Regions from separate parts of the Homo sapiens genome. Here region 1 is linked to region 2. A link is a contact called in ENCODE Hi-C or POLR2A ChIA-PET data. All regions are on one chromosome and are shown on one strand. Each heading gives the region's core, a stretch centred on a gene start or an enhancer-like site at or near the end of the contact. The rest is flanking DNA. Distances are from core to core; before and after follow the strand shown. Region 1 has its middle 8.6 kb from the start of MDGA1. Region 2 has its middle 78 kb from the start of FGD2.

Region 1 (6,557 bases), core at 3,088-5,587, 620 kb before region 2:
CCCTCTGGGACATCCTGCCTGAGGGGTGAGGGAGCTGGTATTTATGCGGCTCCTGTGAGTCACTCTCTGAGGGCTGCTCCTGGGGACCTCAGGGGCCCTGGCCCTTTTGGCTGCTATGTGGGCAGGCAAAGAAGGTCTTGGGCAGAGACATATAGTGATCCTCCCATTTTCCCATTTAATCCCTCTAACAGCCCTATGAGGTGGGCACTATTTTTTTTTTTTTTTTTGAGACAGGGTCTCACTCTGTTGCCCAGGCTGGAATGCAGCAGTGCAATCACAGCTCACTGCAGCCTCAAACCCCCAGGCTCAAGGGGTCCTCCCAAAATCAACTCCAGCCTGGGCAACACAGGGAGACCCCATCTCTACAGAAAATTTTAAAAAGTAGCCAGGTGTGGTGGCATGCACCTGTGGTCCCAGCTATTTGAAAGGCTGAGGTGGGAGGATCACTTGAGTCCAGGAATTTGAGGCTGCAGTGAGCTGGGATCTTGCTGCTGCACTCCAGCCTGGGTGACAGAGCAAACTTGTCTCAAAGAAAAAGAAAAAAGAAAAGAAACTGAGGCACAGAGAGGGTCCTCAGGGTCATGATGCTGTTTAGTAGCAGGTTGGTACTTATTACTGTTTAATGTTCTTTCCCGTGTTTCATTCCCCACGGTCTGTGCAAATGAACATGTGAGCGTGTGGGAGAGAATCTGTATGTGTGTTCTTCATTTGCTCATTTGTTCATCATGCAGAGCTCAGGGACCTGTTGTCCTCTATAGATAGAATATAAACTGTATAAATAATGTAAATATCATCTCGATTATGTAAAAACCTGCATATAGAATAAAGATGGAAAGGACAGATAATACCATTTTAATGATTACCGTGGGTGATGGGATTATAGGTGATTTACATTTCTGTCGTTATATGTTTCTGTTTCTCTCCAGTTTTCTACAAGCAGCATGTATTATTTTTACAATCAGAAATAAATGTTATTTTCAAATATGGTTTTTTTAAAATTAAGTTCCTTTTGTGTTTCCCCTGCAGCTTCCTCGCTGTGCCAGGCAGTCAGGCCTCACCTGGGGTTTGGCCTTGCCTGGCCAGACCTCCAGGAGGCCTCCTGTGTGTGCTGCTCAGCTCAGACCCCTTCATCCAGAGGCCCTTAGATCCCTCTGCACTGGAGTGGGTTTGAATTTACTCTGCAACATCTGCATGCAATAAATGTCATGCTGTGTTTTTTTTTTTGAAGTCACATAAATTCTGATTCCAAATCTCCAATTGCCACAGTGCTGAGAAATCAGCCTTAGTTATGTTCAGGGGGATTCTCTAGGGTCACAGAAGAATCTGGGACCCAGGAAAAGAGGCCCTGTGCCTTGTGGTTGCCATGGTAGTTGACTCCTGTTGCTGTGGCTCCTGAACCCTGGGTCAGGCCTCAGGCAGGCCCTGCTGCCCTGGACACACTCTGAGAGGTCTTCACAGTAGCTCTCTCGATGACCACAGGAGGACCCCGAAGACCCTCAGGGCCTCAGCACACAAACAACCCCATCTGGCACTGCAGGCCAGAGGAACACAGACAAAGGCCTCATCTCTGTCGCTTCCAGCTTGGGGAGGCCCCATCTCCCTTCTCCTTCCATTTTACTCTCCATCAGGAGACCTCCACCTCCTAAACCTAACTGAGTCGGGACATCCCTCTGCTTTGACGACAAACCCCAAAGCTACTTGAGGCAACCCACCCCGCCCCTGCAACCACCAAAAAAACCAACCAAACAAAAAACCCGACTCAGACTCTGGCTTCAGTTCTTTTCTTGGGATGGAAGATGGAAGGTCGTTATTCCAAGCGCAATGGGAAAACACAAAATAAAATTTCAGCATAGATCCTGGCTACACAACTCATGCCTGAACCTTAATTTAAGGCTTCTCAGGCCTCTCCTTGCCAGGTCAACCAAAGACAGAGAAGCACTTACGTGCCGGGGGAATAGGATGGAGTCAGGGCAGCCCTACCTTCCCCTTTGTAGAATGCGGGTTGGAGATGGGAGGTATTGAAGGGAAGCCCAGGAATTGGAGTCAGAGAGACTCGACATGTGGACCCAAAGTAGATGCTCAGTAAATTCCTCTCGTATGAATAAATCCAATCTTGGGCACAGTCCTTCACATCTCTGAGCCTTACCATCTTTATCTGAAAAATGGGCATCTACTCAGTCAACAACCATTTCTTGATTACCAGGCACCCTTTAAGCTATGCGGGATATAGCAGTGAACATGACAAAGATCCTCCCTGACAGAAGCTCCATTTTGTGGGTAAGACACAATAAACGGGTCATGTCATATCCGCTCTAGTAGGATGGGTTGGTACCCAGCCTCTGTCCCCTCATCCTAACTTCATTGCCCTCAGCTGACTTCTAATTGCCTCCCCACCGCAGCCTCCCAAGTGCTGAGATTACAGGCATGAGCCACTGCACCGGGCCCATCAGTTTCTTAATCTGTACAGTAAGGTTGATGAAACCTCATTTAACCACCTTACAACATTTTCGAGAGGGCCAAATTCGGAAGTCATTTATTGGCTGTAGTGATATCATTAGGTCATGTGGTGGAGAAAAAAGAATGAGGAGCCTCAGCTTCTGGCATTTAATTTGCTGTGTGGCTTTGAGGCAGTTCCTTAGTTTCTCTGGTCTTTAGCTACCCACTTTGTTAAATAAAGGACTGGCTTATGATTCCTAACAAAATAATAATGTTTAGTATGCTTACTATATGCCAGGCACTATGCCTAGCACATTTCATATACATTTTCTCATTTAATCCTTCTAACAGCCCTATGAGGTTGGCACTTTCTTGTTTTGAGACAGGGTCTCACTCTGTTGCCCAGGCTGGAATGCAGTGACTTGATCATGGTTCACTGCAGCCTTGACCTGCTCAAGGGATTCTCCTGCCTCAGCCTCCCACGTAGCTGGCACTACAGGTGCGTGCCACCATGCCTGGCTAGTTTTCTTAAATTTTTGATTCACAGAGATGAGGTGTCCTTATGTTGCCCAGGCTGGTCTTGAACTCCTGGGCTCAAGCAATCCTCCCACCTCAGGCTTCCAAGGTGCTGGGATTACAGGCATGAGGCACCATGCCTGGCCTTGCACCATTCTTATGGAACCTGAGATACAGAGAGGTTAGGTAACCGGCCATGGTCGCTCAGCTAGTAAGCAGTAGTGCTGGGATAAAAATTAAGGACTTCTGAGCACTGCTGTCCAATAAAACTCCTGTGATGAGGGTAATGTTGTATATCTTTGTTGTCCAACACGGTAACCACTAGTGTGACTGTGAGCACTTGAAATGTGGCCAGCGTGACTGAGAAACTGACATAAATATCTACCAGTAGCTATGCCTTGGCCAGCGCAGCTCTAGTGTGCCAGTTTTTGGCCCCACTTCTTCGTGAGACGCAGCACCAAGTAGTGGTGAAGAGTATAGACTCTGACTCTGGAGCCAGATTCTCTAGTTCGATTGAACACAACTTACTAGCTATCTGTGACTGAACCTCTCTGTTCCTCAGTTGCCCCTCTAAAATGAAGATGACAAAGGTGGTCATGAAAGCAAATGGCCTTTATTATGGGCATTTGATGCTTATGAATTGTAGCACGCTCCTTCAGATAAACCTTGGGTTAGAGGATGAAAAGGGGGACAGATGGGCAGGCCGGATCATCCTTTAGTGACTGAGTGGGCCGGTGCCTGGGGATTCCTTCCAAGCCCGTGCCAGGCATGGATCCCAAAGGCCCCCTGGGATGGTGGGCATGGAGGGTCCCCAAGGAGAGCCGGGAGAGCCACGTAATAAGACGAGTTAATCAAAAGGGCAGCGAGTCCCCAGGGCTCACAGCGCTCGTCTCACAGCGAGCATGCGCAGGAGAAGGCCCGATGGCTCCTTCCCCCGCCCCCGTCTCTCTCTGAACCATCCGCAGCGTGGCCTGCAGGAGTGGGGGCCAGAACAAGAGCGACCTGGAGGGTGAGGGGCCAAGACAGGAGTTGGCGGCGGGGGCTTGGGGGTGGGTTGGGAAGAGAAGGAGCGAGGGAAGTGAGGTACAGGGTAGGATGACCCGCCAGCTTGTCCTGGGGTCAGGTCAGACCCGAGGGCGTGGCAGCAGGGCCCCCACGTTGTACTGGGGGGGCGGAGGGGGCGGGCGCCATGTCTGTCGTATCCTATGTGAATGGCGCCCCCTGTAGTTTATGCCACGCAGCGGTCGCGGGTGTGCTGAACGCCTCCAAGTCCACGCCAGATTTCCCGCCCCCCACCCCCTTTTACGTGGATCAAAAAGAGCTAATGGCTAAAGGAAAAAGAATTGGCTGGGAGGGTTAAACAGAAAGGGAGCAAGGAGAGTCACGAGGCCTGTCCCTGGGGCCCGGCCCCGGCCCCTCCCCTTCCAATACCGCAGATTGGCCGCCCCTCCTCCCCTTCTCCTTTCTCCTCACACCCCAGCCGGGCTTTTCAGGCTGGAGAACATTTGATCCTGCTTCCCGCGGAGCTGCCGGGGAGAAAGTTAGAAAGACCAGCTCAGCGAAACTTGATGCGTTCCACTGGGGCTGCTGAGGCCTGGGAGCAGATGCCTGAGGACAGAGCCACCCTCAGCCTGGCAGAGCCCCCATGCCTCTAGGAACGCACCTGATTCAGACCTCTCCTCCCAGACAGCATCTCAGAAGGAAGCAGCAGTGGGGGTTGCTAACCCCCTGCCACTGTTTACACAGGGGTTTCCCAGAAACCCTGGGCCTCACCTGCCTGCTTCCCTTCCCCGAGAATCAGTTTTCCTTCAGCCTGTACATAACTCAAACATGTCTTCGATCTTCATTATTTGTATTTGTCCGTAATCTACATATTGTCTGGATAATTTGGGCCTCCGTTATCCTGGTAATTTAGGTCTTGCCCAAAGCCTACTTTTGTTTGAGTTAGTCAGTGTAACCAACTCAGCTCATTTTATTTTATTTTTATTTATTTTTTTGAGACAGGATCTCACTCTGTCACCCAGGCTGAGTGCAGTGGTGTGATCATGGCTCACTGCAGCCTTGACCTCCTGGGCTCAAGGGAACCTCCCATCTCAGCCTCCCAAGTAGCTGGGACCACAGGCGCATGACGCCATGCCTGGCTAATTTTCTGACTTTTTTTTTTTTTTTTTTTTTTTTTTTTAGAGATAAGGTTTTACTGTGTTGCCCAAGCTGGTCTCAAACTCCTGAACTCAAGCAGTCCTTCCACCTTGGCCTCCCAAAGTGTTGGGAACTCAGGCGTGAGCCACCACACCCTGCCACAGTTCATTTTAATGAGCATAAATCAAATAACTACTGTGTGCTCAGCTTGGCACTGGGTACTGTGAGCAGTCCAGACATGAGCAGGACACTCACTCTACCCTTGAGCTCACAGCACACATGGAAACAAAGCACAGAGAACGAATGCCCACTCTAAGCCTGGGGTGGAGGGGTGTCATTCATGAGGCCAGAGTAGCAGGTGGGGCCTTTGGAGAGGAGCTGATCTCTAGGTGCCCTGTAGTCTGCTTAGTCAGAGATACCTCCCTAGGGGAGGTCAGTGGAGTCAGATGGGGCTGGGACTTCTTGCTGGGGTGGAGCCTGGCTTCCAGAGAGAGGGTGCTCTTCCCTGTGGGTGCCAACGGCTGCATGCCAGCTTAACAGTATTTCCTTCAAACAGGCCTCTTTCCCAGGAGCCCAGAAAGACATTTGCATTAGGAGAAAATACCCAAGTAAAACACAGACTACTTCCCTTGGGTTTGGCTGAAATTTGGAAAGCTGCAGGCAACCAGGCTTGAAGAAAGGTTAGGGGCCAAGACGGGGGGATCACCTGAAGTCAGGAGTTCGAGACCAGCTTGGCCAACATGGTGAAACTCTGTCTCTATTAAAAATGCAATATATATACATATATATATTAGCCAGGCATGGTGGTGGGTGCCTGTAATCCCAGCTACTCAGGAGGCTAAATTTTTTTTTTTTTCAAGCCTGGTTGCCTGAGGTGGGAGGACCACTTGAGCCTGGGGATTTGAGGCTGCAGTGATCTCTGACTGCACCACTGCACTCCAGCCTGGACAACAGAGTGAGATCTTGTCTCAAAAACAAAAAAAACAAAAAAAACAAAATGTTCAGTAAGAGCCTAGAAATCAGAGTAACCAGCCAGTGCCTTCCTAGTTCTCCATCCTCTTCACTTTTACCCATGTAGTGAACACTTGGTTGCTGTTATAGTATATCTATCTGTCCCTAGATCTATAGCCTGGCTCCATTTGTATTCCAGGATCTGTAACCCTGTAATAGCAGTCTTCCCCCATCAGACTACGGGCCCTTAGGGCCAGGGCTGTCTCCTCTATCAGACTTGGGCTACCTGAGCGCAGGGCTGTGTCTTTAGCTGTTGGATGCCTCCAGCACAATGGGGTGCCCAGGATTATATAGACACAATGCTTGGGTCCATGAATATTTGTTAAGTTAATGAAGAGTCAAAAGAACTCCACTTTTCCAGCCCATTTGCTTCTTCCCAGACCCACCCCAGTGGGGAAGCAGAGCCTGGTAAACCAGTGTCCCTTACACCTGCTCAGAGTGGGAAGACCATAAAT
Region 2 (7,303 bases), core at 2,327-4,826:
TCAAGTGTCCATCAACAGATGAATGGATCAACAAAATATGGCATATACACATAATGGAATAATATTCAGCTTAAAGTAGGAATTTGCATAATGGAATATTATTCAGCTTAAAATAGAAACTTGGTATGTTTTTTGTTTGTTTGTTTGTTTTGAGATGGAGTCTTGCTCTGTTGCCCAGGCTGGAGTGCAGTGGCACGATCTTTGTTCACTGCAGCTTCCACCTCCCGGGTTCAAGTGATTCTCATGCCTCAACCTCCCAAGTAGCTGGGACTACAGGCACCCACCACCACGCCCAACTAATTTTTGTATTTTTAGTGGAGAGGGGATTTCATCATGTTGGCCAGGCTGGTCTCGAACTCCTGACCTCAAGCAACCTGCCTGTCTTGGCCTCCCAAAGTGCTAGGATTACAGGCGTGAGCCACCACACCTGGAAAGCAGAAACAGAACTTCCGAACTTTGAAGATATTATGTTAAGTGAAATAAGTCAGACACAAAAGGACAAAAACATACTGTATGATTCCACTTATATGAGGCGCATACCCATAGAAGCAGAAAGTAGAATGGTGTCTGCCAGAGGCTGGGCCGGAGGAAACAGGGAATGGGGAGTTACAGTTTAATGGGTGTAGAATTTCAGTTTGGGAAGCTTAAATGTTCTGGAGATGAATGGTGGCAATAGTTGCACAACAATGTGGATGCTGCGGAACTGTACACCAAAAAATGATATCAATGGCATATTTTATATTATGTGTATTTTATCATGATTCTTTCTTTCTTTCTTTCTTTTTTGAGACACAGTTTCGCTCTGGTTGCCCAGGCTGGAGTGCCATGGCGCGATCTCAGCTCACTGCAACCTCCGCCTCCCAGGTTCAAGTGATTCTCTTGCCTCAGCCTCCTGAGTAGCTAGGATTACAGGAAACTGCCACCACACCCAGCTAATTTTTTTGTATTTTTACTAGAGATGGGGTTTCACCATGCTGGCCAGGCTGGTCTCGAACTCCTGACCTCAGGTGATCCACCCCCCACCCTTGGCCTCCCAAAGTGCTGGGATTACAGGAGTGAGCCACCACACCCAGCTTATCATGATTTTAAAAGGGGGAGAGAAGCATCATCCTGCTTAGTAGTAGGGAGGGCCTGGCTATGGGTTGGGTGGACAGCTGAGTTGGTATGAGTTGGAGAACAGGCTCACCTTGTCACAACTGGGAGGTGACAGGCGAGGAGGCTAAGCATGCCCTGCTAAGCCTTGAAGTCCAGATTGAGAAATTTGGGTTTGAGATCCTGAGTCACTTCTTGGGTCAAGTCTTTTTCTCCTGGTTAAAAAACAATTTCCTTGGGGTGGAGTAATCCAGGAGCTCTAAAGGTAGCAGGTTTTTGTTTCTTTGTTTGTTTTTGAGACAGAGTCTTGCTCTGTCGCCAGGCTGGAGTGCAGTGGCGCAGTCTTGGCTCATTGCAACCTCCACCTCCTGGGTTTAAGCCATTCTCCTGCCTTAGCCTCCCAAGTAGCTAGGATTACAGACATGTGCCACCATGCCTGGCTAATTTTTGTATTTTTAGTAGAGACAGGGTTTCACCATGTTGGCCAGGCTGGTCTTGAACTCCTGACCTTGTGATCTGCCCGCCTCGGCCTCCCAAAGTGCTGGGATTACAGGCGTGAGCCACCGCGCCCAGCCCAAGGTAGCTGGTTAAATTAATGCGGATTGGTTTAGTCATCAGCCATCGGTAGGGGTTTTATCATCAGAGAGTGGGGACAGATGGCATAGGACATTGTTCAGGAGTCTGACAGCTCTGGGCTTGTGTTGTGATTTCTCCATTCCCTAGCAGTGTGCCCTAAACTAGTGAGTGCCACTGTTTCCTCATCTGTAAACTGGGGATAATCACGACCTTGTGTAACAGGGTTAAAAGGAGAAAGAGTTACATACTAAGTATTTGCCACTTCTGTCTTCTTTCTCCTGCCAAGGAGGAAGGGTGGCAGCTGGCGTGTTTGTATGCTGTTTCAAGAGAGGTGAGGCAGAGCAAAATCCAGAGTAGATCAAATTTCTTTGAATAAGAAAAGATGAAGGCAGGGCGTGGTGGCTCACACCTGTAATCCCAGCAGTTTGGGAGGCTGAGGCGGGCAGATCAGTTGAGGTCAGGAGTTCAAGACCAGCCTGGTCTGGGCGGATCAGTTGAGGTCAGGAGTTCAAGACCAGCCTGGCCAACATGGTGAAACCCCATCTCTACTAAAAATACAAAAACGAGCCAGGCACGGTGGTGCACACTGGTAGTCCCAGCTATTTGGGAGGCTGAGGCAAGAGAATTGCTTGAACCCAGGAGGCAGAGGTTGTGGTAAGCCGAGATCACACCACTGCACTCCAGCCTGAGTGACAGAGCAAGAAGACAGCAACAGAACTAGGTTTGGGGTGTGGGAGGAGAGAAGCTGAACTGCTGTGCTGAGGACTGGGACTTGGGCAGGGATAGAAGCCCCTTGTGTTTTGTGAAAAAATTTCCTCTCTGTGCTTCCCCAAGAGACTCTTAGGAGAGACTTACTATGGTGCTTTCTAAGCAGCGTTGGAATCTCAGCCTTTTTTGAATGCTGGGACGAGCCTCCAGGTGGTCCAGTACATCTGGGTTCCATTTGCAAAATGTCTGACACATTTTAGGAGCTTAACAAAATGCTCAGTTATTCTACAAGAAGACAGATCTGGGAGCTGGAGAGATGAGGGCTGGGTATCTTCAAAGAGCAGACAAAACACCTTCCTGAGACACCAGGCCACTAGGTTAGGTTAAAGGAGTGTTAAGTCCCATGCCTTTCCTCTCTCTAGAGCTGCACTGTTCGGTGTGGTAGCCAATAGCCACAAATATTTGCATTGTATTATTTTATCTTATTTTTTTGAGACAGGGGTCTTACTCTGTCGCCCAGGCTGGAATGCAGTGGCACCATCTCAGCTCACTGTGACCTCTTCCTCCTGAGTTCAAGCAATTCCATGCCTCAGCCTCTTAAGTAGCTGGGATTACGGGTGCACACCACCACACCTGGCTAATTTTTGTATTTCTTAGTGGAGACGAGGTTTTGCCATGTTGGTCAGGCTGGTCTTGAACTCCTGACCTCAGGTGATCTGCCTTCCTCGGCCTCCTAAAGTGCTGAGATTATAGCCGTGAGCCACCATGCCCAGCTATAATTAAAAATGAAAAATAAAAATAAAAAATATGGTTCTCGTTCACACTTAGCCATACATCAAGTGCCCAATAGCCACATGTTGATAGTGGCCACCACATTGCACAAAGCAGATATAGAATCTTTCCATCAGCATGGAAGGTTCTGTTGGACAGCACTGTGCTAGAAAGATGAGGAAAAAGTCCAAGTAAGTCGGTTTGTTTATACCCTGAATTGTTCCTCAAAGGATCTGAGGCAGGCGAGGACAGCCTGAGGCCATCAGACCAGAGCCCTGTGGCTGGAGCGGGGGAAGGCTGGCGTGTGGGCTGAACCCAGTCAGGAGTGGAGCCACAGAGAGAAGCAAGGCCCCAGTGGGCTGAGCTCCAGGACCCAGATAGGAAATGGGAGGAAGGTGGGGGTAGGGTTGTTGTGGGAGTGAGTGTCAAAGGACAAGGCCATGTGCAATCAGATGTTGAGCAATGAGTCTGCTGCGGGAAGAGGCTCCCCCGTTCCTCTTAGCAGCGTATGGTTCTCTGACCTGTTTAATCAAGGAGTCTCCTGTGCCCTGCTGTTCTCAAGTACAGATTCCAAATTCCAGCTAATCAGATGCAATTACAGGATATTGTTGGGTGCAAGTTCTGACTTGCAGCACATCGGGTAGGATGCCAGGCCTGGGTCCCTGCATGCCGCCTGGCTGGTATGTTTTCAGCAGCCGTCCTGGAGGCAGTGGGGCCAGGAGACATCCTTCCTGGTGGCGGTGCTGAGAGTGGAGAGGGTGAAGGGAACCAGGCCTGGGTGCTATCCTGCAGCACTTTCAAAGCAAAGATCTGCTCCAGGGATGGATTCTTCTTGAGGGCAAGTCAGAGTTTAAAAAATATTCATTAAAAGTGACTTTGTGTTAAACTCATTTCTGGGGATTAAAGAAAAGCCAAACTTATATTAAGATCATTTTAATTTAAGCTTTGTTGGGAAGTTAGAAGATATCGCAGGGTGGGTTGGAGTGCCAAGGGAGCAGCTTCTTATTGCTTAATTTGAGATAATGTATTCCCGTAAGTTTTATTTTTACTTTTATTTTGAGGTATAACAGACTCACAGCAAAGCACACTCATCTTTACTGTACAGCTTGATAAATTTTTACATATGTATGTACCCATGCAATCTCCACCCAGATCAGAATACGGAACATTTCCAGCACCCTAAAATGTTCCCTCACCTCCCTCCTGTCCATCAGTCTCGCCCCCGACAGGTAATCGCTGTTCTGATCTACCACCAACAATCAGCTTTGCCTGTTCTTGAACTTCATATAAATGGAATCATACGGTGGGTGCCCATTTGTTCCCTGGCTTCTTTTGCTCATAAGCCTGTGAATGATTTTCTTTCTTTCTTTCTTTCTTTTTTTTGAGACAGGGTCTCGCTTTGTTACCCAGGCTGGAGTGCAGTGGCATGATCACAGCTCTCTTCAGCCTCAACCTCCCAGGCTCAAGCGATCTCACCTCAGCCTCCCGAGCAACTGGGACTACAGGTGCGCACCACCACGCCCAGTTAACTTTTTTTTTTTTTTTGTAGAGACAGGGTCTCACTATGTTACCCAGGCCAATCTTGAAATCCTGGGCTCGAGCGATCCTTCTGCCTCGGCCCCTCAAAGTGCAGGGATCACAGGCGTGAGCCAACGCACCCAGCCAGCCTGTGAACTTTTTTAGGAGAAATTTTTATAGCTACAGATTCATAGTCCTTTACCTGAAACCCTTGGGGCCAGATAGGTTTCCGAATTCAGATTTTTTCACCGTTTAGAAAAAAGCCATGGTGCGCACACTGTATATTATGAAATACCCACCGCAGGATCTGGGGCAGCACCTGGTAAACACATAAATATTTTTAAGCAAAGTCCATGAATATTCACACACTAAATGGTGTAAATAAAGGCTGTAAATAGCCTTGCGTCAGTTGGAGGCCATTTTGTTGCCAAATAAGTTCATGTCAGGTTAAGTTCTGCAGTCAAATGTGTTATGATAAAACTTGTTTTATCATATGGTTTTCAGAAGTTCAGGGATTTTGAAATTGAGAATAAGGGATGGTGGACCTGTTAGTTTTGGACAAGCCTTTGGCTGTGTGGGAGACAAATCCCGAGTAGTCTCCCACGCAGAGGGAAGGTTGCAGAAACCCGCTGCCTCACAGGGGTATGGACTGCACTGTCCACCAGGACAGCCTCTCCCAACCACAGCTCTCAGAAGGTCCAGACGTGAACTCCTGACACCGAAGGCACATCTTTGCTGGGTGGGTATTTTCCTGGGATCTCTACCTTTGCTTAGATTTTCAAAAGAAACCTAATACTTAAATACGGTCTAGAGCCCCAGCTAGAAAGAGTCCTTGAGATCAAAGAATTGCTTAGCTAGAGCCCTCAGTTATAGACCTGAGTTTGTTTCTAAGGGACATGAGTCTCAATTAATTGACGTTTCAGTGATTGGCAGGGGAGGGGAGTGAGAAGGGGCAGACATTGGAGATTGAGAGTGTGGAGAAAGATGGGGCAAGAGAAGTTAGGATGAGTGTGAGGGGAGCCAAGAAGAGAATACACACAGGTCTCCATGCAGGACTGAGCACGGGAGAGATCATCCCAGGGGCTGGGGGTTATGTCTTCAGTTTAGGAGCCTGCATGGAGCATCTACTATGTGCAAGGCGCTGGGGATGCAAAGATGAATAAGAGCTGCTCCCTGACAGTGATACCTATTTATGACTGTATTGCTCCTCTCTGAAGAGCTCTCTTTTCATTTCCTCCCTCCCTTCTCCACCCCACCTCCCCACCAAAGAAAACACACACACAGCCAGGAGTGGCCTTGAGGTTCAGGCCACAGGCTCCAGACCTTTTGGGCTCTTTCCTCCACTCCCAATCAAAGTGTCCGGGTCCGGGGGATCACGTGAGGCCAGGAGTTTGAGACCAGCCTGGGCAACATTGCGAGACCCCATCTCTACAAAAAATTTTTTCTTTCTTTCTTTCTTTTTTTTTTTTTGAGACAGAGTTTCCCTCTTGTTGCCCAGGCTGGAATGCAATGGCACGATCTTGGCTCACTGCAACCTCTGCCTCCCAGGTTCAAGTGATTCTCCTGCCTCAGCCTCCCGAGTAGCTGGCATTACAGGCATGCAAGATCACGCTTGGCTAATTTTGTATTTTTAGTAGAGATGGGGTTTCTCCATGTTGGTCAGGCTGGTCTTGAACTCCTGACCTCAAGTGATCTGCTCGCCTCTGCCTCCTAAAGTGCTGGGATTATAGGCGTAAGCCACCTTGCCCAGCACAAAAATTTAAAAATTAGCTGGTGTGGAGGTAGCACACCTATAGTTCCACCTACTCAGGAGGCTGAGGCGGGAGGATGGCTTGAGCCCAGGAGGTTGAGGCTGCAGTGAGCTATGATCATGCCTCTGCATTCCAGCATGGGTAGAGCAAGACCCTGTTTTTGTTGTTGTTGTTGTTGTTTTCAGACGGATTTTTGCTCTGTCGCCCAGGCTGGAGTGCAGAGGCTCAATCTTGGCCCACCACAACCTCCTCCTCCTGGGTTCAAGCAATTCTCCTGCCTCAGCCTCCTGAGTAGCTAGGATTACAGGCACGGGACACCACATCCAGCTAAGTTTTGTATTTTTAGTAGAGACGGGGTTTCACCATGTTGGCCAGGCAGGCCTCGAACTCCCGATCTCAGGTGATTCACTTGCCTCGGCCTCCCAAAGTGCTTGGATTACAGGTGTGAGCCACTGCGCCCAGCCGACCCTGTCTCTTAAAAAAAATAAAAAATAAAAAACCTGGGTCCTACATCCCATGTTGACAAAGCCCCTTGTAAAGGAAGGAATGCATTCTTTGCTGACAGTAATGTGCAGTTCATCAGGTGATAATGTTGATTAGAGGCATGGAGTGGTGTCACTGGAGTCTAGTTTCTCCCCATTACTTAGTTGTGCGACCTTGGGCAAGTCTCCTGCCCTGAGCCTTAGTTTCCTTATCTGTAGAATGAACTTAAGTCTATACTCCCTGCTTCACAAGGGTGTTGTGAGGATCAAAGGGAAGAATATGGAGGAAGACATAAGTGGTAAGTCTTGCCCATGTCTGAGCTATGCTTGTGATGTGCTTACTGTATTCCCACTTAAACAGGGAAGCTTCATTCTGCACTTTAGCACCTCAGGGATTGTACAGAT

What was found. A loop is a pair of places that touch in the nucleus more often than their neighbours do. ChIA-PET counts read pairs that join two places held with the same protein, here RNA polymerase II (POLR2A).
Region 1: a loop to region 2 is called in a map of breast epithelium, with 20 times the contacts of the local background. The contact joins two enhancer-like sites. A Hi-C loop is called at or near these places in 1 of 168 maps with a recorded cell type or tissue (breast epithelium). POLR2A ChIA-PET finds 5 or more read pairs at or near these places in 2 of 52 experiments (WTC11 and activated T-cell).

The regions. Positions count from the first base shown.
Region 1 is chr6:37,703,216-37,709,772 of GRCh38, reverse strand. No RefSeq gene overlaps it. Among named protein-coding and RNA genes, the nearest start is that of MDGA1, 8.6 kb to the right of the region's middle. RefSeq lists a silencer at 3,938-4,197. Within about 2 kb of position 4,337, at least 29 of the 41 ENCODE cell types and tissues checked have a DNase peak (open chromatin) inside an H3K27ac peak, as active enhancers do; they include breast epithelium, where a contact is called at or near this core.
Region 2 is chr6:37,079,929-37,087,231 of GRCh38, reverse strand. No RefSeq gene overlaps it. Among named protein-coding and RNA genes, the nearest start is that of FGD2, 78 kb to the right of the region's middle. RefSeq lists an enhancer at 3,149-3,649. Within about 2 kb of position 3,576, at least 15 of the 41 ENCODE cell types and tissues checked have a DNase peak (open chromatin) inside an H3K27ac peak, as active enhancers do; they include breast epithelium, where a contact is called at or near this core.